Regions from separate parts of the Homo sapiens genome. Here region 1 is linked to region 2. A link is an interaction called in ENCODE POLR2A ChIA-PET data of the cell type or tissue named here. Cell type or tissue: Caco-2. All regions are shown on one strand. Links, peaks and the distances in the headings refer to the core of each region. The heading gives the core; the rest is flanking DNA. Region 1 has its middle 36 kb from the start of GATA6-AS1. Region 2 has its middle 69 kb from the start of LINC01900.

Region 1 (15,947 bases), core at 2,950-10,949, 84 kb after region 2:
CAGTAATGTATGATTGTGCTTACTTCCTAAAATTTCACTGTTTTGTCGTTTCTTTGATAATTTGTAAAAAATGTGAGATTAATACTTCAAAAATACTGCATGTGCTGAAAATATCTTGTTTGCATTTGTCTGCACAATGGATTTATAAGCCATACAAGAATGTTTATTACCTAAATAATGTTGACCAACTTTAAAAATGCCTCTGTTAAGCCAGTGGTGGCATGCACTAGTACCAGCTGCTCAGGAGGCTGAGGCAGGTGGATTGATTATGCCCAGGACTTCAAGTCCAGTCTGGGCAACATAGTGAGACTGTCTTTAAGTTAAAAAAAAAAAAAAAAAAAAGTCTATGTTGGCCAGGTATTTGAAGAGTCATTTCAAACCTTCTTTTTCCAGTTGTATCTTAGAAATAAAAATTATTTGTAAATATTTCAGTATGCATCCTAAAAGATAAGAACTTTTTTAAAAAACAAACTCTGGGCCGGGCACGGTGGCTCATACCTGTAATCCCAGCACTTTGGGAGGCCGAGGTGAGTGGATCACAAGGTCAGGAGATCGAGACCATCCTGGCTAACACGGGGAAACCCCGTCTCTACTAAAAATACAAAAAAACTAGCCGGGCGTGGTGGTGGGCAACTGTAGTCCCAGCTACTCGGGAGGCTGAAGCAGGAGAATGGCGTGAACCCGGGAGGTGGAGCTTGCAGTGAGCCAAGATCACACCACTGCACTCCAGCCTGGGCGACAGAGCGAGACTCCATCCCCCCCCCCCCCAAAAAAAAAGAAAAAAAAAAACCCTCTGATTACACCTAAAAAGATATATTTAATTTCATTAAATACCCAGTCAGCAATCACCTTTTCCCAATTTTCTTATAAATGTGAGGGGCTTTTTTCCTTTTTTTTAAGTTTAGATTTAATATGTCTAGATTTATTGTTGTGAATGATGCTGAAGAAAGTGGTTGTTAGCCCTGTAGAGTCCGTATAGTCTGATATCTGATGTACATGTTCACCTATGAACTGTTTTTCCTGTAAGTTGATAGGTCTTTAGGCTTGATAAAATTCAGATTTTATAAAAATCAAGATCTCTTATGTACACATATACTTCCCTCAGGAGGTGTATAATGTCTAGGTGTCTGTGTTTTTAAGTTTGTAGCCATTGGGGGTCATTGCCTAGATGACGAATTCATTAGGGCTTGCAAAATGGTGATGAATTTTATCACTTCTTCCTTTGTGAGCTGGAATACCTCAATTAAGAAAATCTTCTTCCTCAACTCTGCAATTGCCCTGAGATCTTGTTTATATAGGAAGGGCAGATTAAATGCTTTCTCTACCAGTTTTCAAAATAATGGTTCCTTTGTATTTCCACAGGTGAACTAGTTTTATTTGGTTTTGAGTATCACTATGATTTAAAAGACTTAAACATATTTGATGTGCTTCAATCCAATGTAGTTATTATCCCTTTTAATGTGGAAATGGGCACTTTTTTTTTTTTGAGACAGATTCTTACTCTGTCACCCAGGCTGGAGTGCAGTGGCATCATCACAGCTCGCTGCCACCTCTGCCTCCAGAGTTCAAATGATTCTCCTGCCTCAGCCTCCCGAGTAGCTGGGTCTACAGGTGCCTGCCACTAAACTCGGCTAACTTTTTGTATTTTAGTAGAGATGGGGTTTCACCGTATTGCCCAGGGTGGTCTCGAACTCTGGAGCTCAAGCAATCCGAGTGCTCAAGCAATCCACCTGTGTCGGCCTCCCAAAGTGTTAGGATTAAAGGCGGGAGCCACCGTGCTCCACAAAATGGGCATGTTGTTGACAAGTAGGGACTTATTTAAATTGGCTATGTCCTTTTGAGATGAATGCAAATTTTTTTTTTTTTTTTTGAGACGGAGTTTCGCTCTTGTTGCCCAGGATGGAGTGCAATGGCGCAATCTCAGCTCATCACTGCAACCTCTGCCTCCCGGGTTCAAGTGATTCTCCCGCCTCCAAGTGATTCTCCCGCCTCAGCCTCCCAAGTAGCTGGGATTACAGGCACATGCCACCACACCCAGCTAATTTTTTGTATTTTTAGTAGAGATAGGATTTTGCCATGTTGGCCAGGCTGGTCTGGAACTCCTGGCCTCAAGCGACCTGCCTGCCTCAGCCTCCCAAAGTGCTGAGATTATAGGTGTGAGTCACAGCACCCAGCCCATTTACTTTAGAATTAATATAAATAAATTGAAAGAAATTATTTGGGTAAGCAAGAGTGAGAGAAAAAGTCCTGGTTTGGTGGCTCATGCCTGTAATCCCAGCAATTTGGGAAGCCAAGGTGGGTTGATCACTTGTGATCAGGAGTTGGAGACCAGCCTCGTCAACATGGCAAAACCTCATCTCTACAAAAAATTAAAAAAAAAAAAATTAGCCTGGCATGGTGGCATGCATCTGTAGCCCCAGCTACACCGGGGAATTGCTTGAGCCTGGAAGGCAGAGGTTGCAGTGAGCTGAGATTGCACCACTGTACTCCAGCCTGGAGACAGAGTGAGACCCCATCACAAAAAAAAAAAAAAAAAAAAAGAAAAAGAAAAAGAAAAAGAAAACTAAGAGAAACAAACGCCAACATTCCCAGAACCAAACCACACAAAATCCCTGTTAACCGGTCACATGTCTATCTGAATGACTTGCTGTGCACATATAAATGTAAATGTAGGTTTTAGATTAATATAACCTGTGGCTTATATAATAATGTCTGTATACATATTTCAAGATCTACACAATTATTTTTAGTTTTTAAAATATTTGTATATTAATTACTGATTTTTAATCCTCCAGATGACTAGCACAACATATAACACAAGTATAGCTAAGGCCATTTGCTAAATCGGGGGCTAAGAAATAGGACAATAAATTTAACTGTGATTTAGTTGATGTCATAGAGCAAATGTCAGAGCTGAGAAGGAAACCTTGAGTTATCTTTTTTTTTTTCTTGAGACAGGGTCTCACTCTGTGGAGTGCAGTGGTACAATCACGGCTCACTGCAACCTCTGCCTTCCAGGCTCAAGCAATCCTCTGGAGTAGCTGGGACTACAGACGCATGGCACGATGCTGAGCTATTTTTTTTTTTTTAATTTTTCATAGAGGCCAAGTTTTGCCATGTTGCCCAGGCTGGTCTTGAACTCCTGGGCTCAAGCAATCTACCTGCCTCAGCCTCCCAGAGTGCTGGGATTATAGGCATGAGCCACCTTGCCTGGCCATCTTTTATTTATTTATTTTTTCCCTGCCCTATCTTATGGTGCTGAACTTTGAGTTATTTTGTTCTCAAACCCATTGTTGACCCCTCCCAGCCATTCTTAATGCCCAGAGTTTTGGGGGCAAACATGCTGGGATTACCTGTAGCCCCTTTATTGGCAGCATTGTATGGTCCTGGAGGTTTGGGGGGCAGCATCACTGGCCTAACCTGTTTAGGATTGTATTAACGCTGAAGAAAAGGAATAATATGTGGGCCTCTTCAAGAGAACAGAAACCTCACCGTTTTCAGGAGGTTAAATTTTGCCCACTTTTCAACATATTTTGAGCTTAAACTACTCATCCATTTCAAATTAAATTGCCTAAGAGAAGAAGTTGAGCATAATGTATAAAGGGCACAGTTTTTGGAGACAGAGACGTAGCTTTGAATTCTGGTTCTACCAGTCTTGGCGTCTCTGTGTCTCAGTTTTGTTATGTGTAGAATGGAGATAACACTGCTCAGGAACGATCAATATTAGGATTCCATGAGGAAATTTAGATAGCACTAACCACATATAGCACTCAACAAATATCTAATGCTATTATTAACATTAGTGCTTAGCAGGATGTCAGGCTGTTGGAACCCAGTAGCTGATAGCTAATCGTTTTATTAAGTAAAAATTCTCAAGGTAAGTGTTAAGATTCCCCGAGGGTTCCTCTGTGGCTGCTGACACTGACAAAAGAGAGGTGACGATTTAGGGGAGAGAGGTCTTGACTTACTCGGATTAGTAGGCATAGCCTGGTGGCAGAAGAGTCTCAACCTGAGAAAATAAGGCTTAGAGACCTACAGAGACCCACTTATGGAGCCAGATGCCTTGCTGTGGTATCACCAGTGGCCACTTCCAAGGGGCAGGATTTGCACACCTGCTAGCTGTGTATTGAGGAATTGAGTGGGAAGAGTTCTAGATCTCAGATTTTTGCTCTCCAACATACTAATTCAAGGCTTCCTTGGGCAGATGTGCTGGCAGGCATGTGTGCAGAGAGCAGACCCAAGGCTCAGGAGCAACCCCTTTCCTCCTCCCAGAAGCTGGGATATTGTATTCCAGTAATCCTGCCCTACCCCTTCCAATGCACACTCACATGCAGACAGAACCCCTTTCCATGGGGCTTTCCAGTAGGACTGCTGCCCTGGGGGAAGGACTGAGCTCATCAGATTGAACATCCTAAGTGCTGTGACACAGAACTCTAGGGACCTCCTTTCAATTCATCTTTCTTCGTCACTTTTTTCCCCTTCCTTCCTCCCTCCCTCCCTCTTCCCTTCCCTTCCCTTGCCTCCCCTTCCCCTTCCCCTTTCCCTTCCCTTTCTTTCTCTCTCTTCCTTTCTTCCTTCCTTTCTCCCCTTCCCTTCCTTTCTCCTTTCTCTTTCTTTCTTCCTTTCTTTCTTTCTTTCTTTCTTTTTCTTTTCTTTCTTTCTTTCCCTTCCTTCCTTTCCTTCCTTCCTTCCTTCCTCCCTCCCTCCCTCCCTCCCTCCCTCCCTCCCTCCCTCCCTCCCTCCCTCTCTCTCTCTCTCTCTCTTTCTTTCTTTCTTTCTTTCTTTCTTTCTTTCTTTCTTTCTTTCTTTCTTTCTTTCCTTTTCTTTCTCCTGAGACAGGGTCTCCCTCTGTTGCCCAGACTGATGTGAACTCCTGGCTTCAAGTGATGCTCCCACCTCGGCCTCTCAAAGTGCTGGAGTTACAGATGTGAGCCACCATGCTCAGCCTCTCATCTTTTTTCTATGTCTTTTTTTCTTTTTAAAAAACAAACAAAGAAACAAACAAAAAAAGAGAGAGAGAGAGATGGGTTCTTAGCATGTTGGCCAGGTTGGCCTTGCACTCCTGGCCTCAAGCAATCCTCCCACCTTGGTCTCCCAAAGTGCTAGGATTACAGGCATAAGCCACCACATCCAGCTTAAAAATGATGCTTTAGATGCCACAAAATAGGTGGAAATGTGTTAACTTCATGTTAGTTGTCAGGCCTGAGGGCCTCTTCCATCCTTGTCAAGGGGAGTGCTAACAAGTCTCTCCTTTCATACAACACTCACCTTTGAAAAATTCCAAGCCTACATAAAAGTTGAGAGAATAGCACCCTGGACACCATGATATCCTTCACCTAAAACTCACCAGTTCTTTCAACTGGCATTTGAGCACCCACTCCATGCTAGGTGCTGTGATAGCCTTTGGGTGCACAAAAGGAAGTGAGTCTTGGTTCCTGAGCACAGACTTGCTCAGGCTTATCAGAAAAAGGAGACCATAAAACAAAAACCTATAGTATGGCCTGGTAATATTTTGTTACTGCAGGCATAAAGAACTGTAGGAATAAATGGAGAGGAGTCACTTTCTGATTGGACATTAGAGAATGTCTCTAGTGACGGTAGTATTCCAGAGAGGCAGACTGTGGGCTCAAGTGCAGCGTGGGTGAAGGCGTAGGGATTTGGCAAGCCCTGATAGATTTGGAAAATGGCAGCTCAATTCAGAAAGTTCTAGCTCTGGTCACAGGAGGCCTCAGGGACATGGGGTTCAGTAGGAGCATCATGGCTATGAGTAGGGACAGTAGGTTCACAATGCTGGCTCTAGGCGACAGTGAAGCTGACCACTCTAAAAGCTTAGGCCAAAAATCTTTTCCTATGCTTCTTCAGGAAAGAAAAATAAAATGTTTGCCAGGTCTGGTGGCTGTTGGGATCTTGCTTGAAGAGTAAGGGCTGTTGAATTATGTAAGGTGACTCAGGGATCTTGGGGTCACTCAGCATGGACATGTCAGGTGTGGTACCTGGAATGCACATGTTGGCTTTATTGAGATCTTGGGGCCTCTGTCTTTTAGCAATAACTTGCTTCCCACTTCCTGGAATCCAGGAGAAGCGAGCCTTGCATATAATCACCCTGAATTGTTACAACTCAGGTTTTTTTTTTTTTTTTTTTTTTTTTTGACAGAGTCTTGCTGTGTTGCCCAGGCTGGAGTGCAGTGGCGTGATCTTGGCTCACTACAACCTCTGCCTCCCGGGTTCAAGGGATTCTCCTGCCTCAGCCTCCCAAGTAGCTGGGATTACAGGCAACTGCCACCACGCCTGGCTAATTTTTGTATTTTTAGTAGTTACAGGGGCTTCACCATATTGGCCAGGCTGGTCTCGAATTCCTGGCCTCAAGGCAGATTCCTGCCTTGGCCTCCCAAAGTGCTGAGATTATAGGCGTGACCCACTGAGCCTGGCCAACAGCTCCATTTTGAGTGAAAGGGAATCAACCCTCTTTACTTATTTGAAAAGAAGCAAGGATGACGTTTGAAATGTAAGGAAGACCTTGGCTGGGTGTGGTGACTCACACCTGTAATTCCAGCACTTTGGGAGGCCGAGGGGAGGGGATCACCTGAGATCAGGAGTTCAAGACCAGCCTGGCCAACATGGTGAAACTCCATCTCTACTAAAAATACAAAAATTAGCCGGGCATCATGGTGGGCAACTGTAATCCTAGCTACTCGGGAGTCTGAGGCAGGAGAATTACTTGAACACAGGAAGTGGAGGTGGCAGTGAGCCGAGATCACACCATTGCACTCCAGCCTGGGTGATAGAGCGAGACTCTGTCTCAAAAAAAAAAAAAAAAAAAAAGAAAGAAAGTAAGGAAGACCTATGAAAATATGCAGAACTCGTTTGCCTTCCAAGGAGAGCAGCATCTCTCAGTTTTTCCAAAAGGCTCTGAAGAGATTGATGGTACAGGGTGGCCTTGGCCGTAACTTCTCATTGCTGAGGTGTTCTCATACTGTGGTCAAGAAGGCTAAGCTCTCCCATGCATAACAATATTTGCTTTAACTTTTTCATTTAACCCTTAAGAAAACAACTCATAAGAACTGAAAGCTGTGACCTCTATGACCTCTCCTCAGATATCTAAATTTTATCATCTTACTGTAGAAAGAGCTGGTTTAGCTGGCTTAATTTGTGTAAATAGACTATTGCCTTTTCCTTGGAGTTCTTCAGATAAGATACTGTGGTGGTCTCACTTCAGAAGGGGCTGTGGCAGAGAGGGCAGAGATTGCTGGCAGAACCCCCACTCTTTTTGCTTCTGAGGTTATAAAGAAATTCACCTACACTGGGTGAACTGTGAGATAGGATCATTTTTCCCACATCTGACATGTGGGCCTGTAAACCAAACTTGGGGTCCCACTTTGGCCCTCAGGCTGCATCGGTGTCTTGCTGGGCACAGCAGTGGTTTCAGCGGTCAGATGGCATGCTCCATGCCCACAGGGAAGGGCATTAGAGTGCTCTCTTAGCATTAGAATACTTTCTGAGAGCACAAAGGTTCTCATGAAGTTTCTCTCTCATTCTCTGTGGTTTCAGGGCAGCAGAGTGAAATAGGAAGAGATGGAGGCTTTACCTCCTTAAAGACATGCTAACTTTTATTCCTGACTGTGGCACTGCAGTACCTTGAGAAAACTGAAGTTGCCCTTTATGTAAAAAATAAGGGAAAAAACCCAAATGTGCTTATGATTTTTTGTCTACTTCCATGTCTAATGGTATATTCAGATGGCAATGGATGATTGCAAGCAGATTTTGGACCAAAGAATTACATTATTGACATTTTTGGCTGGGCGCAGTGGCTCATGCCTGTAAACCCAGTACTTTGGGAGACGGAGAGGGGTGGATCACTTGAGACCAGGGGTTCAAGACCAGCCTGGCCAACATGGTGAAATCCGGTATCTACTAAAAATACAAAACAGCCGGGCGTGGAGGTACAAGCCTGTAATCCCAGCTACTTGGGAGGTTGAGACAGGACAGTCACTTGAACCCAGAAGGCGTAGATTGCAGTGAGCCGAGGTCTCACCAGTGTACTTCAGCCTGGGAGACAGAGCGAAACTCTGTCTCAAGAATACAAAATAAAACAAAACAAAATGAAACCAAAAACCAACCAACCAACCAAACAAACAACAATTTAAATAGAATTAAATTATTGACATTTTTGAAGGTCTGTTCTGTGTGACATAGAAACATTTAAATATGAATGTTGGTGGGGTGGTGGCTCACGCCTATAATCCCAGCACTTTGGGAGGCTGTGGTGGGCAGATCACTTGAGATCAGGAGTTCAAGACCAGCCTGGCCAACATGGCGAAACCCTGTCTCTACTAAAAATACAAAAATTAGCCGAGTGTGGTGGTGCATGCCTGTAGTCTCAGCTACTTGGGAGGCTGAGGCAGGAGAATCACTTGAACCCAGGAGGCAGAGGTTGCAGTGAGCCAAGATCACGCCACTGCACTCCACCCTGGGCGTCAGAGGGAGCCTCCATCTCAAAGGAAACAAACAAACAAAAAGATGAATGTTATCTTTCTCCAAACAACTTAAAATCTTAAACACAAGGCACACAAGAGTTAGCAATGACTTAGTTGATGCTGAAGGTCAGAGGAAAGTCACAAGAGTGACAGCAGGAGAGGCCTGAGAAGGCTTCATGGATCAGAGGCAATGAATTAGCAGGCTTTACATTTGTGAAATGATATAATACATAAAATGTGTAAAAAGGAGTCTCGAATATCATACCAAGGTGTTCAATTCTGGGGAAGAGATTGGGATTGGGTGTGGGGGATACTGAAAAAAGCAGTTGACTTTGATTATAGTCATGCATTACTTACATAATCAGTGGCGTGCTGGTAAATTTTTTTTTTCTTTTTTTGAGGCAGGGTCTTTCTCTGTCACCTAGCCTGGAGCGCAGTGGCGTGATCATCTATCACTATAGCCTTGACCTCCCAGGCCCAAGTGATCCTCCTAACCTCAGCCTCCGGAATAGCTGGGGCCATAGGTGTGCACCACTATGCCAAGCTGATTAAAAAAAAATTTTTTTTTTGTCAAGATGGGGTCTCACTATGTTGCCTAGGCTGGTCTCCAACTCTTGGCCTCAATTTATCCTCCTAACTTGGCCTCCCAAGTTCTGGGATTATTGGCATGAGGCACTGTGTCCAACTAAGTGCTAGTAAATTTTTCAGAAAAGCGCTCTTTTCCCATGGTCCCCAAAGTCCCTATTGTAGTGTTTGTCAATTTCCATCATGTAAATTGTAGATACTTCTTCTGTGGCTGATTTTAAGCAACAATATAAGGTCAAGTAGCTAAAAAATTTTTGAAAATTTAACAGTTTGAGCACTTATCATGTACCGGACTCCAAGTCAAGTGCTAGGGGAAGATTGGAAAAATATTATGGGCCAGGCATGGTGGCTCATGCCTGTAATCCCAGCACTTTGGGAGGCTGAGGCCGGTGGATCACTTGAGGTCAGGAGCTCGAGAGCAGCCTGGCCAACATGGTGAAACCCCATCTCTACTAAAAATACAAAAATTATCCAGGCATGGTGGCAGGCATTGTAATCCCAGCTACTTGGGAGGCCGAGGCAGGAGAATCGCTTGAACCCATGAGGCGGGGGTTGCAGTGAGTCAAGATCACGCCACTGCACTCCAGCCTAGGCGACGAGAGCGAAATTCCATCTCAAAAAAAAAAAAAAAACAAAAGATTATCATGTAGTCCTTGTCTACCTGGCAGCAGAAATACAGTAGGTGAGCTAAAAGAGGAACTAGAGGAAGGAGAATTAACTTTGGCAAGGTATGGGTAAAGGGGAGAATCAGAGGAGTTCTCTGAAAGAATGGATCCTCTAATAGAGGATTGGGAAAGGCCCCAGGTGCAGAAGTGTATAAGACACTTGGGAATTTCAGGTTGCTCTTTGCACAAGAATATTGGCACAAAATGGAGAATAAGGCCAGAAAAGGGGGTTGGGACCATACGATCAAAAGTGTTGCATTTTGCTGTGCAGTAATGAGAGCTACTTACAGTATTTATTTATTTATTTATTTTTGAGACAGAGTCTTGCTCTGTCACCTAGGCTGGAGTGCAGTGGCGTGATCTCAGCTCACTGCAACCTCCGCCTCCCTGGCTCAAGTGATTCTCCTGCCTCAGCCTCCCAAGTAGCTGGGACTGCAGACGCTGCGTGCCACCATGCCTGGCTAATTTTTGTATTTTTAGTAGAGACGGGGTTTCACTATGTTGGCCAGGCTGGTTTTGAACTCCTGACCTCAGGTGATCCACCTGCCTCAGCCTCCCAAAGTGCTGGGATTATAGGAGTGAGCCATGGCGCCCAGCCAGCTACTTACAGTTTTTGAGAAGCATCAGGCAATAACTCTCCTGGCACTATGGAGACTAAGCTGAGACAGAGACCTGTACAAGAGGTCATCTTAATGTTTCCAGCAGAACATAATAAGAGCTTCAATGAAGCCAATGCAGCAGAGATAGAGATGGGATGGATTCAAGAAACGTTTGGGGAGGAAGAATTGATCGAACAATGGATTGACCGAGATGAGTGTTCAGAAGGATGGTTTGCTTGAAGATAATACCTAGGACTTTGAAAAATGTTCACCCTTCCTTCTGTGGGGATGAATGGCTTCATCAGAAAAGAAAGGAGGCATTTCTAAGAGTTTATGAAGTTTAGGACTTGGGAGCCCAGTTGGTTATTTTCTTTGCATATCACTACCGACATTTGTAAGTCTGAAAGAGGGAAGGTCTGAGACATGACTGGCAGGCCATCAAGATGTTTTGTTACTGAATTTGGATTTATGGATCCTGATTCTGAGTAGTTATGCTATTAAAATGATGGCCTTTTGGTTTGGGATGGACAGCATCTCACAAAATTGGGAAATAATGATTAACCCAGCAGTTTAGTGTATAAATACTAATTTCTACATGGAGCTTGAAAAGAGTAAGAGAAAGGGAGGAAAATGGCAGGTAAACGTGTGATCCCAGCCACTCTGAAGAGTAATAGGCACAATGCAGAATGGAGAATAGTGAAGCGGGAGGAGCCTAGTGATTCACATGAGAAAACAGCTGGAAGGAGGCCAGAAACAATAGTGAGGTTTTAGACGTCTATATACAAACACACAGGGCATACGTAACAAACAGGGCAAAGTGGGGATTATAACATCAGGCAGTAAAACATGATCTCATTGAAACCTTATAGGATAGGACCTGAGCCTGACATTCAGTTATGAAATCACATTTACATCCTATTTAAAAGAAGCATAGCCATGAGGTGGTGAAGGAGATTGGTGTGTGTTGTAGAGAAACTAAGTGGAAGCCCATTGAAGAGCATAAAGACGAATATTTAAAAGGAGATTTAATGTTAGAGCATTAATGACTGGGCACAGTGGCTCACACCTGTAATCCCAGCACTTTGGGAGGCCAAGGCAGGTGGATTGTTTGAATCCAGGAGTTTGAGACGAGACTGGGCAACATGGCAAAACTGTCTGTACAAAAAAATTACAAACGTTAGCCTGGTGTGGTGGCACGTGCCTGTAGTCTCAGCTACTCGGGAGGCTGAGGTGGGAGGATCACTTGAGTCTGGGGAGGTCAAGGCTGCAGTGAACTGTGATTGTGCCACTGCACACTAGTCTGGCAATAGAGCAAGACTGTCTCAAATAAAATAAAATAAAGCAATTACTACATACCGTTTGACCAGAGAAAAAATAGGGAAAATATTAAATATAAAATTTGTATAAGACATTCAAAGAAAATCCCTTGAAAAACTTTAATGAGAAATATGAGTGATTTCATAAATTTTTATATCAATTTTTATACTTGAAATGGCCATGTATACTTCTTGACAAAGACTTTTACAAAATGATCTCTTGAAATTCTCAATAGTCATCATTGATAAAAAATGGCTGGGTGCAGAGGCTTACGCCTGTAATTCTAGCACTTTGGGAGGTTGAGGCAGGTGGATCACCTGAACTCTGGAGTTTGAGACCAGCCTGGGCAACATGGCAAAACGCTGTCTCTACTAAAAATACAAAAAAATTAGCCAGGCGTGGTGGCACTCCTCTGTAGTCCCAGCTACTCAGAAGTCTGAGGCAGGAGAATCACTTGAACCCGGCTTGAACCCGGGAGGTGGAGGTTGCAGTGAGCAGAGATCATGCCACTGCACTCCAGCCTGGGTGACAAACTGAGACTCTGTCTCAAAAAAAAAAAAAAAGTAAAATGTTTTTATAACTATTAAAAATGTGAAACAATTGAAATATAGGGAATCTAAGAATACTTCCTTTTCTCACTGACAAATGTAATGTCAAAATTCATGTGATAAGGCCAATAGATTCTTTATTTTATTTTTTTTAGACGCATTCTTTCTCTGTTGCCCAGACTGGAGTACAATGGCACAATCTTGGCTCACTGCAACCTCCACCTCCCAGGTTTAAGCGATTCTTCTGCCTTAGCCTCCTGAGTAACTGGGATTATAGGCGCCTGCCACCATGCCTGGCTAATTTTTGTATATTTAGTAAAGATGGGATTTTACCATGTTGGCCAAGCTGGTCTCAAACTCCTGACCTCAAGTGATCTGCCTGCCTCTGCCTCCTGAAGTGCTGGGATTACAGGCGTGGGACACTACGCTTGGCCCCCCCCCCTTTTTTTTAATTTGTATAAGTTTATGGGGTACAAGCGCAATTTTGTGATATGCTTACACTTCAGAGAGCTCAGATCAGGGCTTTTAGGGTATCCAACACCCAAACAACATGCATAGTATCCATTAAGTAATTTCTCATCATCCACCCTGTTTCCCATCCTCTCACCCTTCTACTTCTCCATTGTGGATCATTCCACTCTCTTCCTCTGGGGTACACAATTTTTAGTTCCCACTTATGAGTGAGAACATGTGATATTTGTCTTTCTGGGTCTGACTGGTTTCACTTAAGATAATGACCGCAGTTCCATCCATGTTGCTGCAAAATACATGATTTCATTCTTTTTTATGGCTGAATAGTATTCTATTGTGTACATATACCATGTTTTCTTTATCCCTGTTGATGGACACTTAGGTTGATTCCATATCTTCGCCATTGTGAATAGTGCTGCTATAAGCATACGAGTGCATGTAACAAACAGATTCCTTATGATGGACAGACACACTCATGTCTTGCCTGTGGGCACAACCCTCCAGCCAGATTAATAACCACCTGTAGCCAAGGATCATGAGGCTGTTCAAAGGACTCTGATAAAAATTCAACAGTAGGAGCATCTAGGAAGTGTCAAGCCAGAGGCACCTTGATGCCCTTGGGTGGTCTATCTCTCTCTCTCTTTTTTTTTTTTGAAATGGAGTTTCGCTGTTGTTGCCCAGGCTGTAGTGCAATGGTGCAATCTTGGCTCACGGCAACCTCTGTCTCCCGGGTTCAAGTGATTCGCCTGCCTCAGCCTCCCAAGTAGCTGGGATTACAGGCATGCACCACCACGCCTGGCTAATTTCGTATTTTTAGTAGAGACAGGGTTTCTCCATGTTGGTCAGGCTGGTCTCAAACTCCTGACCTTAGGTGATCCACCTGCCTTGGCCTCCCAAAGTGCTGGGATTATAGGCATGAGTCACTGAGCCCAGCTGGGTGGTCTATCTCTCTTGGAGCAAAGCTCCATTGGTACCTGGGGATATGAATGGAATTGTGTCCCCATCCCAACCAAATTCATAAGTTGAAGTCCTAACTCCCAGTACCTCAGAATGTGACCTTATTTGGAAATAAGGTCTTTGTAAATATATTCAAGTCAAGATGAGGAATACTGGGCTAGGGGGGTCCTAATCCAATGATGAGCGTCCTTATTAAACGAGGGAAATTGGACAGAGATACACACATAGAGGAGAAACAATGTGAAGAGACAGAGGGAGAAGATGAACATTTATAAGGCAAGGAGAGAGGCCTGGAACAGAGGTCCCTTCACAGCCCTCAGAAGGAACAAGCCCTGTTGATACTATGAACGTGGACTTCCAGCCTCCAGAACAGTGAGACAATACATTAGTGTTATTAAGCCTCTCCATCTGTGGTCTTTGTTACAGCGGCCCGGGCAAACTGTTTACAAGGGGAATAGGATTCAGCCCCTGAGAAGAGGAGGAGTACTGGCAAGGCCCAGGCAGGATGTTAGAGTAGCAGCCACGCAGGGGAGTGAAACTGCACCCCAGGGGAGGAAGAAAAATGAAAAAGAGGCACCTAGACAATGCCTGGTAGGCTTTGGGCTAACTCAGTGATATTAAAGCTACACAGCTCAGGGGCTTCCTCAGGACTAGTCTCCTATCAAGTTAGGGCAGCAAGAACCTAGGAAGGTTGGCTGCCCCCATGGAAAGGGGCCCCGTGGGTGGGTGAGGCTGGTGTATGTGGAAGTCCCCAGATACCCATGGTGGAGGGGGTGGAGGTAAGAGGTAGTTATATGGAATAAGGTTGAAAATTTTGGCTCAAAATTGGGAAGACTTTTATTTTTCTTTATGAAAACACTTGAAATTTAAAATATCATAGGAAATTCGGAAAATAGAAATAGAAAAAGAAAAAAACTCCTACAATCTCACCACCTTAACCAAATTCATCATGTATTTCCTTTGTCTTTCTTCATGTGTGTATATTTTAAATAGTTGGATTTAGAAAGTGTACCCATGCTTTGTTTTTGTTTTTGTTTTGGAGATGGAGTCTCACTCTGTTGCCCAGGCTGTAGTGCAGTGGCGCAATCTCGGCTCACTGCAACCTCTGCCTCCTGGGTTCAAGCAATTCTCCTGCCTCAGCCTCTCAAGTAGCTGGGATTACATGTGCCCCCATCCCTAGCTATTTTTTTATATTTTTGTTGCCAGACTGGTCACAAACCCCTGAGCTCAGCCAATCTGCCCACCTTGGCCTCCCAAAGTGCTAGGATTACAGGCGTGAGCCACCAAGCCCTGCCAGAAAGTGTACATATACCTTGTATCCTGATTTTTAAATAAATGAAATTATAGTAAAAACATTTTCCCATTTTGCTACACGATGTCTCATAAGTAGAAACTTTAATGGTTGTATAGGTCTATGGAATGGGTGAACCCTAAAGAATTATTACTCTATGGTTGGATGGTAAGGCTGTGGCTGGTTTCTTTCTTTTCAGTATTCTCTTTAAGGTTTCTTCCAGTACTGAGATTCTGTGTTTGGCAAAGAGAAATGCAAGCCACTTCTCAAATTATCTTCTCTAATTCTTTTTAAGGGGGATCTTGTGAGATGCTCTGATGTATGTTACATTTAGTCAGATTTCTGTTGTTTCCTCTGAGTATCACTTTCACAAAAATAATTTTAAGAAATTTCTGTATCGTTGCCTATCCTACATGGTTTTTGTTCGAGTATGCATAAAAAATACGAAATCTGTACGAAGAATACAGGTATAATCTTCACTCAGAATCCCCCAAAGTGAATATTTTGCCTTACCATATTATAATTATCAAAATCAGGAAATTAAGTTTAAAACATACTCTTATCAAATCTACAGACCTGATTCAAATTTCAGCAACCGTCCCACTGTCTCCTTTTTCTGGCCCAGAATCCAACCGGAGACCCCAGGTTGCATTAGCTGTCATGTCTCCTCAGTCTCCTTTAATCTGGAACAGTCCCTCAATCTTTCCTTGTCTTTTCAAAGTCTTGATGCTTTTGAAAGGTACTAGTCCATTATTTATAGAATGGCCTGCGTTTTGGATTGTCTCATATTTCCTTATGGAATTTTCATGCCACTGCAATGGCGTTGGGTTCTTCTCAGAACGTCTCAGGAGGCATGTGATATAGGTCTGTCCCATGACAAGCAACGTTAACTTTAATCGCCTGGTTAAGTGGGTATCTGTCAGATTTCTCCACTGTAAACTTAGGATTGTTTCCTCAGTAAGTATTCTAGGGACCTGCTTTGTGACTATGTAAAAATATTGTTTCTCATCATAATGTGACTGCCTAGCTTTCATTGATGA
Region 2 (15,947 bases), core at 2,668-10,667:
TGCATTCCTCTTTACTGTGTGTGTACACACGTGCATGGGTGTGTACATGTCTGCATGTGTGCATATCTGTGTTTTTACCCTCCTTGATCCTGATCAACTGCCTCCTCATCCATGGAGTTTTCTCACCTCCTCCAGGAAGAATCAGTCCCTTGTTACTATACCTTGTTGAGACAGTTCACATGCTGATTATTTGTCTTTGTATGAACTGTGGGTCCCCATCACATAGGGGCTGTGTTTACTTTTTCCTGAAAGGTGCCCCCCACCCTAGCACAGTGCTTGGCACAGAGTATGCCTTAATCACTACATAAATGTTAGTGTTAAAGCCACTCGCTCACTCACTTACTCTGCTCTTTCATTCGATCAGCCACTACCAGGTGGCTGGTATCCAGTTTTCCTAACCTCCCTCCCCATCCCGTGAAAGGACTTTGCAGACAGAAACCCTTTCTTTTCTTTCTTTTTAATTTTTTAATTTTTTTTTTTTGAGACAGAGTCTTGCTCTGTTGCCCAAGCTGGATTGCAGTGGCTGCGATCTTGGCTCACTGCAAGCTCTGCCTCCCGGGTTCATGCCATTCTCCTGCCTCAGCCTCCCAAGTAGCTGGGACTACAGGTGCCCACCACCACGCCCGGCTAATTGTTCTGTATTTTTAGTAGAGATGGGATTTCACGGTATTAGCCAGGATGGTCTCGATCTCTTGACCTCATGATCCGCCCGCCTCAGCCTCCCAGAGTGCTGGGATTACAGGCCTGAGCCACCGTGCCTGTCTCTTTTTAATTTTTTTTAAGGTGGAGTCTCACTGTCACCCGGGCTGCAGGGCGGTGGCACAATCTCAGCTCACTGCAACCTCCGCCTCCTGGGTTCAAATGTTTCTCCTGCCTCAGCCTCCTGAGTAATTGGGATTACAGGCACACGCCACCATACTTGGCTAATTTTTTGTATTTTTAGTAGAGAGGGGGTTTCACCATTTTGGCCAGGCTAGTCTGGAACTCCTAACCTCAAGTGATCCTCCCGCCTTGGCTCCCCAAAGTGCTGGGATTACAGGCGTGAACCACCGTGCCTGGTCAACAAACGGAAACCCTTTCTGAGGTCTGTGCCAGGCCTAAAGTGTTATCTCTCCTTGCCTGCCATCAACCCCTACGTTCCTTCCTGAACAAAGTTATTTCTTTTTCCCTCTTTCCTTCTTTAGAACAATGCCCCTGTCTATCTTTCTATTTGGATTACCCCTGTATAAAAACCAGGTGTGCTCTGAGGGTGGTCTTTTGGAGAAGGATAATCAAAACTCTCCAAGATGAGCCTACTGATGATGTCCAAGACTATGGTCTCCATATTAAGAAAAAGTCTCACTGGTTCTATCTTTTATTCTGCAGTAGCATCTCTTCCTCAAAGATGAGCCAGCCGTCATTTGAAGAGGAGGAAAGACTGGATTGGGGAAGAATCTGGGGCAAAATGAAGCCAAATTGAGAACGAGGAGAAAAGAAGATGCTAAGGCCGCAGATAAGGAGGTCTTGAGTGTTACAGCTCTTTTTGAATTTGTCTAGCATGCTTTCTGCTTTTTACTGGAAAGTGCCCCCCCCCAAAAAAATAAAAACGAATAAATAAAAAAGAAAGATTTAAAAAATAAAAGAGAAAGAAGGGCCTGGGAATTGTGGCTGCTCAGAGGACACCCAGCTCTGAGTTCAGTAGACTCTGATGAAGTGCCGCTTCTGCTTATGGTTGTCCCTTCCCATCTATCCTGGTTCTGTTTATCCTGTCTCATATCTCTCAGGATAGTCAGGGCAGCTTCCCCTGTTCTCTTGCCACTGGCTCCAACAACCTGCCTGTCACACATTCTATCTTTTGCTTCTTCAAAATATCTCTAAGATTGACTCTTCCTTTCCTCTCTCCATCAAGTTCCATCTCCCGGGCTGATCCTGCTCCTCTGCGATACGTTCTGCAGATGGTCCTGTGTGGCCCAGTCTTCCAAATGCACCTCTTCAGGGATGCCCATCCTCAGTTAGAGAAACGTGAGTGACCTCGAGGCCCTGCAGGGGGTTCTTCCTTCTGACTCGGCATACTTATTTCTCACTGCACCCGAAAGGAAACCCCTCAATGCAGTTTTTAGAGCTGTCTCCAGTCCCCAGTCTCTTCCTGACCCTGCATTCCTGCACTGGCTGAGATAAACCTTTCTCCTCCTCACTTAATCTGCCACTTAATCTGCATCCTGCCATCCATGAGAGGACTCCAACCCAGGCTGAAGTCTCCTTCTTTGCTTGCATATTAAATGAGCCTGCCATTGCTGGGCATGTCTCTATCCTCTTGCTGGTTAAAATGGTGTTGCTTTCAGCCAAAAGCCTTTGAAAACTTCACAGAGCCATGTCATCTGTCACATACATTGCAAAGAGCAAAACTGGTCAAAGTTAAAGCAAATTTAGTCATTTAGCATAGGGTTGTTTTTGAATGATCCCAGGGATGTTAGTTTTGTCCCCCCACCTCCCAATTTGCTACTGCTGCTGGGGTGTCTGTGAGCCTCTCACAGCGTGTTATTTAGGGCTGGGCTCAGGGGCGGGGGGAGACGCTCACTACACACACGCTAATTGACTTATTGAGTTAGTCATTTGGTCTTTGACAAACATTTATTTACTGCCTACAGAGAAGGCTCAAGTCGATTTTTACTTATCTTCCCAAATGGCACCAAAATTCAACAAGAGCCACCCAACACCTAGGAAAGGACTTTGACCAATGAAAGCAACTTGAGAACAGGTTTTGCTGCCTTCAGCTCACCTTGAGCAGGGGCCAAGCTCAGTGCGTTGGGAAGAGGCACAAAGAGCTCACTTGCTGCATGCTGTTTGTTCAGAAATAGCCTTCCTGAAGCATGAGTCTATTGGTGAGAACTCAGCCTTACAAAGTCAACACAAGGCTTCTGGCTGATGCTCCAGGACACTGGGCTGCTGATGCCTTCCACGCAGATCCAGAACTTCTTGTCCTCTGGGTTCACAATTTCACAGCACAGGGAGTCAGTCCTGGCTTGGCCTCTCCCTCTCACAGACCTGTGGTCAGGGTTTGTGGCCAACTGTAGGGCTTCCTTAAGGGAAGGGGTTTGTAAACCCATTTCTCTAAGTGACCTCCCTGAGCTGCAGCCTTCGGGCTGGTTCTCTCCTCTCTGCATGGCTGTAGCTCTCTGGGGCTGAACATCCCAGTAGCCAAGTGGACAAGTAGACTCTGAGAGGTGGCTATTGAGGCAGAGTAAGGGACTAGTGGGAATCTCTATTGGCAACAGAAATGCAAACGTACCTTCAGGTCAGGTTTAAAGGCCTAGTCAATGATTACATATTTTTATTATTTACCTAGTAAAAATTCCCTTGAGAGGGAGAGAGAAAGAGGAGAGAAAGAAAGAGAGAGAGAGAGAGAGAGAGAGAGAGACAGGTGCTTGATTCTCCACCTCCAAATTTTAGGGTCTATTCAGAGCTTTTGTGGCCATGTGGGGACATCTGTGATCTCTGGCTTCTGGGCTGGGCTCACTCAGAGCAGGGCAATCCAATGGTAGGCCTAAGACTTGTAGACCTTAGCCTGGGAGAGGTTCTGCTTCAAGCAGAAAATGTGGAGCCACAGAGAGGCTGCAGCTCAACAAGGTAATTCTCCCAGCCTCCAGATGACAAAGGTTGCATTTACACCTGGCCAGGAGGTTTAATCATCTACCTTTTCCAAACACAGCAGGCTAACAACCGGCTGGGCCGAAAATCATAAATTAAAAAAAAAAAATCACCAATAAGAGACAGTACAACGGGAAGGAGGAGAAAAGTGGCTCAGTGTCCTTGCTCTAGAGGAGGAACCCCTAGGTTTAACCCCTAGTGGGACCCCTGGGTGGGGAGCCATGAGTGAAGGTCCCACGTGGGAGCCTTTGATGAGAGACTGAGCCAGTGTTCCCCACGCCAGCATGAACAGCACAGTTGCCACAAATCCCATGAAAAAATGGCCCCCTGTGGGCCAGGGTTGTCTGTCTCACCATGGCTGTGGAGAAAGAAGTCTCTGCCATTAAGATCTTCCCCTGGGGGCTTGCAGGGAGGACTGTGCCATGTTACCGGTTCTTTTATGTCTTTGCTTTCTTGTTAGAGACCAGGCTGTCTTTTTGTCACCAAATCAGGCAGACTGGCGTAGCAATTACATGCTTCCACCTCATGTCAGACTACCTGTGTTCAAATCTCAGCTCCATCATTCACCTGTGGCTTCGGGCAAACAGCCTCAGCTCTCCAAGCCTTGGCTTCCCCATTTATATAATAGGGATGGTAATAGTACTTGCCTTATAGAATATCGTTGGGGTTAAATGACATAAAGTGTCATTATTATTATTTCATGGAAAAATGCAATTCAGGGGACTCAGAGATAGCTTTAGCTGTGGGTTGATGGTATCTGGGTTCGATGCATTTTAACCAGAATGATGACAGATTTATGTGTAGCAGAGACTTGGGGACGCTGGTGTCCACAGGACGGTGGTTACACATTAATTTTTCACATATGAATCTGATCACACCAAGAAAGCCACAGAACTCCATCAATGAATAGGATCTTCATAATAAAGTTTTAATGGCAAAGGCAAGATCAATCCTTTAGGTAATTAGCAATAAATAGTATTGGATGTCTATACACAAGACACTCTGGTCAGTGCAGGGGACCTAGCAGAATTGGATCCAGGCTCTCCTCTCTCAATAAATTTACCATCTTGATAGGGGGACAAGACATACATGTAATTAGCTAGATAGCAACTCAAGATAACATATGTCAAATGCCAAATGAGTTGTATTGTAGAGCAAATGTATTTGTGTCTTATCTCTTCCACTCACTCCCTGAAGACAGAAACCACATCTGTCTTGCTCATGATATGTCCTCTGCGCACATCTGCATTATTGCCGAGGCTCCCTGAATACTTACTTTGGCCCAGGCACTGTTCTCAGTGCTTCATAGGCATTAGCTCTTTTAAGCTTATCACATAGACTATGATGTAGATACTGTCATCAGCCCATTTTCAGGATGGGAAAAGTGGGTGAGAGAGAAATGCAAAAACTTGCTCAAAGGCACATGGGAACACCTGTTACCACTCTGCAGTGTCCATTGCACATACTAGTAACTTTCCCCAGCTGCCCCCTCCAGTGCCTAGTGCCGTACCTGGCACAAGGGATGGGGAAATGCATTTCTGGGGAGCCCGCCAATGTTCCAGATGCTGCTAGGCACTTAACGTGGGCCTTCTCACTTCATCTTTACAAACTCCATTGAGGTAGGGACCACGATGTTCATATGAAGGAGGAAGGGGGTTCTGAGAGGCCAAGGATGTATGCAGGGTACAGGCTGGCAAAAAATGCTTCCTGGGCCAGGCACGGTGGCTCATACCTGTAATCCTAGCACTTTGGGAGGTGGGAGGATCACTTGAGTCCAGGAGTTCGAGACCAGCCTGGCCAACATGGCAAAACCCTGTGTCTACTAAAAATACAAAAAATTAGCTGGGTGCAGTGGCACATGACTGTAATCCCAGCTACTTGAGAGGCTGAGGCAGAGAATTGCTTAAACCCAGGAGGCGGAGGTTGCAGTGAGCTGAGACTGCGCCACTGCACTCCAGCCTGGGCGATGGAGTGAGACTCTGTCTCACACACACACACAAAAAGCTTCCTGAATGATTTACAAACCAATAGACTGACTTGAACTGGGACAAGTTTGGAGCTCAGAGGACTGGGGTGGTGAAGGAAGTCTTTTCCAAGAAGCAGTGTGTCCACTGGATTATGAAGGGATTGGATTTGGGTAAGCAGGAAATGCGGGAGAGAGATGGAACTGGAGTGGGAAGGCTGCACAGGAGCCTTGGCAGTGAGCTCATGCCAGCAGCCTGGCTGGAGTAAACGATATGTGCAAACAGGCTGGAACAGTGAGAATGGTAGATCAGGGACAGATTATAAGAGGACTTGAGTGCCAAGCAAAGGAGGAGAGACCCTGAAGGAACAGAATCCACAGAAATAAGCTGGCCGTGTCTTGAATGCTTAATGCTTCTGGATCTTTAACTGGGTCCAAACATTTGATAAGCCTGGCATGGCCTTTAATTTCTTCATGCTACAATTATATTGAATTACATAACATCTTTCATCAAGGCCACTGGAAAATTACACAAAACATTTGTTCCATACAGCATGGGAAAGTTTAAACGTCTTGCAGGAAAATGCCAATGTCCTTCTTTTCCTGTACTTTTGAGTTAAAGGGACATTCTGAGGTCGTACTGCCTCATTGTTGAGGAAATGGAGCAGGCAGTGAGGACCAAGGCATAAACCTTGCTGTAACCTACCAGGAGAGCTTAGTGCTGCTCCCAACTGTTCATTTCAGTGCCAGGTGCCCTGAGGTGCCAGATCCACAGCTATCTGTATCACTGCCACCAGTTTGGGTTTCTGGCTGTGTGTGTGACCTTTGACACAGCTCCTTACCACTCTGATTTTTGTTTTTCCACCTGTGGAAAAGAGGATCATAATGGTTCCACTTCCTTTGCCTACCTGGCTATGGTGATGAACGTGCTGGTGTTTGCTGAAGGCCAATGGGAACCTAGACATCACATAAGCACCTGTGCTCTGACTCTGGGTAGCACCCAGATGGTGGTGGCGGTTCTCTATTTGCTCTCATTACAAAGACAGAATCTCATTCAATGCCCAGTTCCTTTGCTTTGTCCCATTATAGTGAAGCCAGGATTATGGACGGAGGTCGGGGGATGATGGTGGCGTGGTAGAGAAAATAAAGACACCAAGATGGTTGTTTGTTTTTCATTGGTGTTTCATATTTTGTTAGCTGTGATTTCTGGACATTGGAAAGTTGTAAAGAGTTATCTTCCGTATCTTGCAAGTTATACTTCAATTATAAGTATACAGTGAAGTGGCTTACACCTGTAATCCCAGCGCTTTGGGATGCTGATGAGGGAGGATTGTGTCAGCCCAAGAGTTTGAGCTCAGCCTTGGCTATGTTGCCAAGGTCTCACTATGGTGAGACCCCATTTCATGAGGGGAGAAATAGGTATATATATATACACATATACATATAAATACACATAAACTTTGCCGAAGTTGAAGGTTGGAAGATGAAAGAACTGGTATTTAGTGCTCTAATTTAGAATATAGTTCTTTTAGTATGTAACTCTTCTTTTTTCATTCATTTTGGGAAAAGACGCTGGCCTTTTTTTTTTCAAGGAGAAAGACAAAAATAGCTCCTTAAACTACCAGAAAGTATTTGTTAAAAGGTCCTTTGAAGCTATTGTAGAATCTTCTGTCATTGGTTCTAAGCCTCAAAGAAGTAAAACCCTAAGTAAACAGTGTGTTAATTATTGGTCATGTGGAACTTAGAATGGAGGACCAGACTCCTCTGAAAACATTTGGGACTTTCCTCAAAATTCCATGTATTTTTCAAATGGATATTTGAAAACCTTTGATTAAGCGAGCCAGGCTTCTTGTTTTCCTGTCCTCTATCAAGATTCAGACTCAGTTGGCCACCCACTGATATGAATCTGTAAATAGATTAAATCCTCCCTTTGAACACACTGGTCCCTAACTTGCTATCTTATGAAAATGTTTGGGAGATGACAACATCAGACCAGCACTCAGCACAGACCAGCATGTCTGCCCTTTGCTAAGGTGACCTGGGAGGCTACAGGTCTTTTGGAGAGAAAGGGAAGAGCCAGAGAATTATAGAACAGAAAATAGGCCTGCACAGAGTCTAGCATCCCTGACCCTCTGACCATCATTCCATGTGTGAATGCACGTGTGTGTGAATGTCGGGGTGGGGATGCTGATTCCACAGGGATCCCACTGTATTTCCATTTAGCCTTGTGCCTTGTGGTAGGCGGGAGGAATATGGGGAACAGGGTTTTAAAAAATATGTATTTTCATAACATATGAGACCCTCTAATCAATACCTGTGCCTGGTGGTGCATGTCTGCCTATTGTGTCCAGCTACCTGGGAGGCTGAGGCAGGAGGATTGCTTGAGCTCAGGAGTTTGAGCTGCAGTGAGATATGATTGAGCCTGTGAATGGTCATTGCACTCCAGCCTAGGGAACATAGTGAGATCCCCATCTCTAAAACAAAACAAAACAAAACAAATATGTATTTTCATTGTCTCATTTCTAAAACCTAATCTGGCCAGGCGTAGTGGCTCATGCCTGTAATCCCAGACTTTGGGAGGCCAAGGTGGGTGGATCACCTGAGGGGAGGAGTTTGAGGCCAGCTTGGCCAACATAGCAAAATGCTGTCTCTACCAAAAATACAAAAATTGGCCGGGCGTGGAGGCTCACGCCTGTAATCCCAGCACTTTGGGAGGCCAAGGCGGGCGGATCACGAGGTCAGGAGATCAAGACCATCCTGGCTAACACGGTGAAACCCTGTCTCTACCAAAAAAAAAAAAAAAAAAATGCAAAAAGTTAGCCGGGCGTGTTGGCGAGCGCCTGTAGTCCCAGCTACTCGGGAGGCTGAGGCAGGAGAATGGCGTGAACCCGGGAGGCGGAACTTGCAGTGAGCCAAGATCGCGCCACTGCCCTCCAGCCTGGGTGACAGAGGGAGACTCTGTCTCAAAAACAAAACAAAACAAAATAAAAATACAAAAATTAGCCGGGCGTGGTAGCAGGTACCTCTAATCCCTAGTAGGGAGGCCAAGGCAGGAGAATCACTTGAACCCAGGAGGTGGAGGTTGCAGTGAGCTGAGATTGCACCATTGTACTTCGGCCTAGGCAACAGAGCAAGATTCCGTCTCAAAATAATAATAACAATAAAATAAATAAAATAAAACCTAATCTTTCTGCCTCCTTCCCTCACCTTCTAACATTCCATATTTTCTCTCATTTATTTTACTTTTTTCTTTAAATGAATCCCTTCTGCTCTCATCTTCCTTATTTTTCTAACATAATCTCCTTTTTGTCTACTTCCTAATTTTTACTTTTTTCCTATTTATTTTAATTCTATTTTTAAGCTTCCCCCTCTTATTTGTTTTTCTCTTGCTACTCTCCCCAGGGGCTGTAAGTCAGAGAACTTGAACTTGACCCAGAGCATGGCCAGACACATCAGCTATTCCCTACATCACGTTTCTTTAAAATAAAGCCTGCCAGCACAAGAGGCTTGTAGAGTTTGCCATAGTACATGTACCCAGGGCTCTGCTTTTGTTCACGATTCTGTATTCATATTGTGATTTTAATAGCTGCTAATCAAAGAAAGAGGCTTTCTAGTCATTGGTAAGCTGGCAAAGAGCAAAACAACCAAATGCCTGACAAGCAGCTGGTAAGGAGGTTGTGCTGGAGAAATAAACATGCAATTGTCTTCCCTTCCACAATTCAGACCGACTTGCATTCTCTTTACCTGGTGGTTACAACAGAGATTCCCGGAGTTTCTAAACTAGAAGTGAGCCTTTAGAAGCAATTTGCAAAGATGCCATAACTGCAGAAAACTAATGAAATAACCAGGTTGGGGGTTCGAAAGTCTGGAGAAAAGAGGAGAGCTCAGCTAAGAACCGTCTGAACGTTTTTTCCATATTCAACCTTCAGCACCTCTGAAGCCCACCCCAGTTCCCTATTTGCCCCCCATACGTGTATTGCTGTTCCCAGTAAAACAGGGGCTTTAGCACAGTGGTTAAGGCCTCTGGAAGGAGACTAGGTTTGAATTCCAGCAAAATAACCTCCCCAAGGCTCAGTTACCTTGACTGAAAATAGGTACAATAGGACCCGTTGTTAAACTAGATGATCCAAGTCAAACAGTTGGCATGGCGTCTGACGCTAATAAGTGCTCAAGTTGTTGTTCTTACCCTTGCCCACTATTGAGGAAGTCCCAAGCCTCAAAAAGACTTAATGGAGAGCTACATGTGCCCAGAGTCCTCCCTCCCCCAGGGAGAGGCAGGAAACTCAAACCCCACACCAGCGCACAGCAAGTGCCCTGCCACCAGGCCCAGCTCCTCCTAACTTCACCTACTTCATAGTGAGCCAGAAACTATTTTAAAGGAAGGTGAGAAAAAATCTTTTACTGTTGTGATAAACATTTCCCTCTAATATCAGTTATCTACTAATTTACTACTGTGTAACAAATCAACCATAAAATGTAATGGCTTCAAACAACAACTTTTTTTTTTGAGACAGCAATTTTTTTTTTTTTTTTTTGAGACGGAGTTTCGCTCTGTCGCCCAGGCTGGAGTGCAGTGGTGCGATCTCGACTCACTGCAAGCTCCGCCTCCCGGGTTCACGCCATTCTCCTGCCTCAGCCTCCCGCGTAGGTGGGACTACAGGCGCCCTCCACCACGCCCGGCTAATTTTTGTATTTTTAGTAGAGACGGGGTTTCACCGTGTTAGCCAGGATGGTCTCGATCTCCTGACCTCGTGATCCACCCGTCTCGGCCTCCCAAAGTGCTGGGACTACAGGCGTGAGCCACCGCGCCCGGCCTTTTTTTTTTTTTTTTTTTTGAGATGGAGTCTTACTCTGTCGCCCAGGCTGGAGCGCAGTGGCGCAATCTCAGCTCATTGCAACCTCGGTTCCCCGGGTTCAAGCAATTCTCCTGCCTCAGCCTCTTGAGTAGCTGTGATCCCAGGTGCCTGCCACCGCGCCCGGCTAATTTTTATATTTTTAGTAGAGATGGGGTTTCACCATCTTGGCCAGGCTCGTCTTGAACTCCTGACTTCATGATTCACCCACCTCGGCCTCCCAAAATGCTGGGATTACAGGCGTGAGCCACTGTGCCGGGCTGAGACTGCATCTTACTCTGTCTCCCAGGCTGGAGTGCTGTGGTGCAATCAGAGCTCTCACTGCAGCCTTGACCTCCTGAGCTCAATCCATCCTCCTTCCTTGGCTGCCCAAAGAGCTGGGAATATAGGTGTGAGCCACTGCGTCCGGCCACAACAACCATTTTTATTTACCCATACCTCTGTGGGTCAGCAATTTGGGTTGGGCTCAGCTGAACAGTTCTGCCTGTCTTGACTGGGTCAGTTGGTGGGCCGGCTGGGACAATGGCTTTTGATGGCCTCACTCACATGTCTGGCATTTGGTGCTGTCTGTCGGGGCTGTCTCTCTCTGCATCTGGTCTCTTATCCTCAAGGAGGCCAGCCAGTCTGGGCTTTTCACAAGGTGGCAGCATTCCAAGAAGACACACACAGAAAGTCTGGACTCTTGAAGCCTAGACTCGGGTATTGCACAGTGTCATCTTAGCCACAATCCACTGCAGGACCCCTCAGCCTCAAAGCATAGGCAAACAGACTCTACCTCTTGATGGGAAACACAGCAAAGTCATACTGCAAATGGACATGCATGTAGGAATGGGAGAAATTATTATACCCATCTTTGCAAATAATCTACGAAAGTCCACCTCTGGTCATAATAAATCACGTCCTTCTTTCATGGGCAATACTTATTCCCCAAAAGCTTATCCCATTAGGGCATCAGGCCTTGAAGTCCAGGATGTGGTCTTTAATATTAGATCCAGATCTGGATGAGACTCCTCTAGTAAATCGTAAAAAGTGCCATAGTAGGTTTAGAGTCAGAATGGTGAAGAGAACTTGTATTTTTTAGTTCACAGGAATCTGCACCATTCTGGCTGGGTGCGGTGGCTCATGCCTGTAACTCCAGTACTTTGGGAGGCCGAGGCAGGCAGATTGCTTGAGGTCAGGAGTTCGAGACCAGCCTGACCAACATGGTGAAATGCCGTCTCTACTTAAAATACAAAAAAATTGGCTGGATGTGGTGGGCGGGCACCTGTAATCCCAGCTACTCAGGAGGCTGAGGCAAGAGAACCATTTGAACCTAGAAGGTGGAGGTTGCAGTGAGCCCACATCATGCCACTGCACTCTAGCCTGGGTGATGGAGCAATACTCTGTCTCAAAAATAAAAAAATAAAAAGAAAAGAAAAGAATCTGCACCATTCTGCCCCTAAACATACTATGGCACTAGAAGGACCAGACAACCACTGTGGACATTCCCATTCAGAGACTCACAGCAGTCACTGGTCCATGACAATTCTGAAATCCAGCTGGGTGCATTTTTTTTTTAATTTAGATGGAGTTTCACCCTTGTCGCCCAGGCTGGAGTGCAATGGTGCAATCTCGGCTCACGCAACTCTTCCAGGTTCAAGCGAGTCTCCTGCCTCAGCCTCCCGAGTAGCTGGGATTACAGGCATGTGCCATGATGCCCAGCTAATTTTTTTGTATTATTAGTAGAGATGGGGTTTCACCATGTTGGCCAGGCTGGTCTCGGACTCCTGAACTCAGGTGATCTGCCGGCCTTGGCCTCTCTAAGTGCTGGGATTACAGACGTGAGCCATCGCGCCCGGCTGGTGCATGTTTTTAGATCTCTTTACTCTAAGGGTAGGGAATTTTCCTTGATTAGGGCCCAGTTTTGCTAACTGAAAGTGATTTCCTAGTCCATTGCTCTCCTTGACTCTTGGTTCTGCCCTCTGGGCTCTTCGCTCCACTGTCTAAGCGGTCCTATCCTTTTCTCTAGGAACAGCCCGTTTTCAGATAAATAGCTTTCTCAACCTGCTTCCTGCCCATGGAAAATTGGGGACCCAGAAACCTTTTATTTTGAACAAACTCTGTCCCCTTTAGTCTCATATAATATATCTCCCTTAAAACTGTATGGATTTCTAGTAAATCAAATTATAGTCACCTCTAGTAGGTAGACCTCTTTTTAGTTTGAGCAATGAGTTAAGCAGCTACAGGAAAATGCCTTTAAGATTTGTGGAGTTCTTATCCAATGAGAGGATAGGCTTTCTGAGGTATTGATCAGAGAGTTTTAAAGCCACACCTTTGATTTTATCTTTTTCTGAAGCCCTTTCTTTCTCTGATAATATTTTGCTAACTCAAGAGACTTGGAGATGAAAAATGGTTTTATTTTTCAGTCGAGCACATACCAGACCTTCTAGAGTCCCTCCAAATTCTGCTTGCAAACTGAGTAGTCCCTTCTTTAGCTTATCTTTCTCTCTCCAAACAGAAATCTTCTTACTCAGATCCATCGTTCATTAGGTACATTTTCTATCTTCCAAGCCACTGCAGATGACATTTTGCCCGTTGTTCTGTCACTACATAAAACAGATTGCAGCTGGGCTCGGTGGCTCACGCCTGTAATCTCAGCACTTTGGAAGGCTGAGGCGGGCTGATCACCTGAGGTCAAGAGTTCAAGACCAGCCTGGCCAACACGGTGAAACCCCGTCTCTACTAAAAATACAAAAATTAGCTGTGTGTGGTGGCAGGCGCCTGTAATCCCAGCTACTCGGGAGGCTGAGGCAGGAGAATTGCTTGAACCTGGGAGGCAGAGGTCGCAGTGAGCCAAGATTGCACCATTGCACTCCAGCCTGGGCAACAAGAGGGAAACTGCGTCTCAAAAAACAAAAACAAAATAAAACAAAACAAAATCCAAAAAACCAGATTGCCTTTTCCCCCAGTCTCCTATTGCAGTTTCCTCACAGCATTTCCAGCATTTACTAGCAATTTCCTTATCATTGGCCAGGCTCATGCTTATAATTCCAGCTCTTTGGGAGGCCGAAGTGGGCAGATCACCTGAGGTCAGGAGTTCAAGACCAGCCTGGCCAATGTGGTGAAACCCCATCTCTACTAAAAATACAATAATTAGCTGGGTGTGGTGGCGGGTGCCTGTCATCCCAGCTACTAGGAAGGCTGAGGCAGGAGAATCTCTTGAACCTGGGAGGTGGAGGCTGCAGTGAGCCAAGATTGCATCACTGCACTCCAGCCTGGAGTGTGGAGGGAGACTCCAACTCAAAAAAAAATTTCCTTATCGTTTTTCCAGCTTATGCCCTCCACCTGGTCCTAAAGCCAATGCCACTTGTTTTAGGTTATATATGGTGGCACCCCACTTCCAGTACCAATTTCTATATCAGTTGTTTATTGCTGTGTAACAAACCTTCCCCAAATGCAGTGGCCTTAAATGATAATGATTTAGCTGGGGGTGGCGGCCTGCACCTGTAGTCCCAGCTACTTGGGAGGCTGAGATGGGAAGATCACTTGAGCCCAGGAGTTAGGTACCAGCCTGGGCAGCATAGTGAGACTCCAACTTAAAAATAAATAAGTAAATAAATAAATACCACTGATTTGCTCATAGTTCAGTGGGTCAGCAGTTGGGGATGGCCTCAGTTGGGCAGTTCTCCTTTTGCCCTCAGCTAAGGTCACTCAGGTGACTGTAGTCAGGTGTCAGGTAGGCTGGGACCAGCTAAGCCTGTGGCCTCACTCACATGCCTGGGTCTTGTGTTGGCTATCAGCTAGGCCTCTCTCTCCATATAGTTTCTCATTCTCAAAGAGGCTAGCCTGGACTTCTTCAGAACAGCAGCACTGCAAGAGGGCAGGAGTGGAACCTGTACAGTCTCTTGAGGCCTAGGCTCAGAAGTCATACAATATAATTTTTGCTACATTCGACTAGTCAAAGTTAGACACAAGGTTGGTCCACAGGTAGAGATAGGGAAATAGATTTTACCTCTCAATGGGAGGAGGGGTAAGGCCATTTTAAAAAGGGGCATATGAACAGGAATGGGAGGAATTCTCAGTCCATTTTTCAAACAATCTACTGCAAACATAGTCTTGAACATGATGTTCAAAACCTGTCTATCTCCCCACAATTCTATATGTCACATGAAATATTATTCCTCCTCACATTTTTTCCATTTTAAAAATTGTGGTAATATAAACGTAACAAAATGTACCATACCTCTTCATAGTTATTAAACTATTTTTTTTTTTTTTTGAGACAGAGTCTTGCTCTGTCACCCAGGCTAGATAGAGTGCAGTGGTGTGATCTCAGCTCACTGCAAGCTCCGCCTCCCAGGTTCACACCATTCTCCTGCCTCAGCCTCCCGAGTAGCTGGGACTACAGGTGCCCACCACCACGCCTGGCTAATTTTTATTTTTGTATTTTTAGTAGAGACGGGGTTTCACCATGTTAGCCAGGATGGTCGCGATCTCCTGACCTCGTGATCCACCCACCTCGGCCTCCCAGAGTGCTGGGACTACAGGCGTGAGCCACTGCACTGGGTGTTATTAAACTACTAATGCATTATTAGTGTAATTAATGCATACCATTGGTGTAATGGTGAGTATACCACTATCTGAGCTTCTTCCATCCCACCCCCTTATTCAATTACCCATTGGTTGCCAAGCTAAAAGCATTCAGGCATCAACTTAAAGCGAAAACCCCTCTGTGTCTCTCCTTATTCCACGCCTTTCTCATGAAAAGCCAGGAAAAAGGTGAGGCTTTGCTGTAGTAAATTCTCTTGTAGACACTCCTGCCTATTTTTCCTAAGACTCTAAACACGCAAGTCACTGTTTAACTTCCCGGGTATTATATTTTACTGTCTGATGTCTTAGTCATTTCCAGCATCCTGGGAATAAAGTTGAGAGCAGGTAAGAATTATTATCCCTGACATACTGCCGAGCCTGTGGCTTAGTTATAAAGAAAACCAGCTATTCCCTCACTGCTCATTGTCTCTTCCATTTGAGTTAGAACGGGAGTATATTGTTGTATTCAAGAACTGCTTCAGGCTGGGTCCGGTGGCTCACGCCTATAATCCCAGCACTTTGGGAGACCGAGGTGGATGGATCACAAGGTTAGGAGTTCGAGACCATCCTGGCCAATATGGTGAAACCCTGTCTCTACTAAAAATACAAAAAATAGCTGGGCGTGGTGGTGCATGCCTGTGATTCCCAGCTACTCGGGAGGCTGAGGCAGGAGAATCACTTGAACCTGTGAGGCAGAGGTTGCAGTGAGCTAAGATCATGCCACTGCACCCCCAGTCTGGCGACAGAGCTAGACTCCGCCTCAAAAAAAAAAAAAGAAAGAAAGAAAGAAAAGAACTGCTTCAGCATTTCAGGGGTATTCTGATAATTATAAAGTTGCTCAGCCAAGTAACTTTTCGTATAGCTGGTTTACACTGTGAGGCCATTTTTTTAAGGTGTAAAAACAAACTAATTATTATCATTAAAAATATGTATTT

What was found. ChIA-PET counts read pairs that join two places held together with the same protein. Peaks named below come from ENCODE experiments on the same cell type or tissue, not always from the same donor. Only the 100,000 strongest peaks of a DNase experiment are listed, where the experiment ranks them.
Region 1: POLR2A ChIA-PET joins it to region 2 with 10 read pairs; 2 of 35 experiments call an interaction of 5 or more read pairs at or near these places.

Annotation. Positions count from the first base shown.
Region 1 is chr18:22,125,466-22,141,412 of GRCh38, forward strand. It overlaps the pseudogene RNU6ATAC20P. Among named protein-coding and RNA genes, the nearest start is that of GATA6-AS1, 36 kb to the right of the region's middle. In Caco-2, for the core only: no CTCF peak of the experiment used is centred there; no DNase peak of the experiment used is centred there.
Region 2 is chr18:22,041,852-22,057,798 of GRCh38, forward strand. It overlaps the pseudogene RNU7-17P. Among named protein-coding and RNA genes, the nearest start is that of LINC01900, 69 kb to the left of the region's middle. RefSeq lists an enhancer at 10,299-10,891. In Caco-2, for the core only: no CTCF peak of the experiment used is centred there; DNase peaks (open chromatin) are centred at 2,780, 3,150, 3,590, 7,600 and 1 weaker place; H3K4me3 peaks cover 781 bases.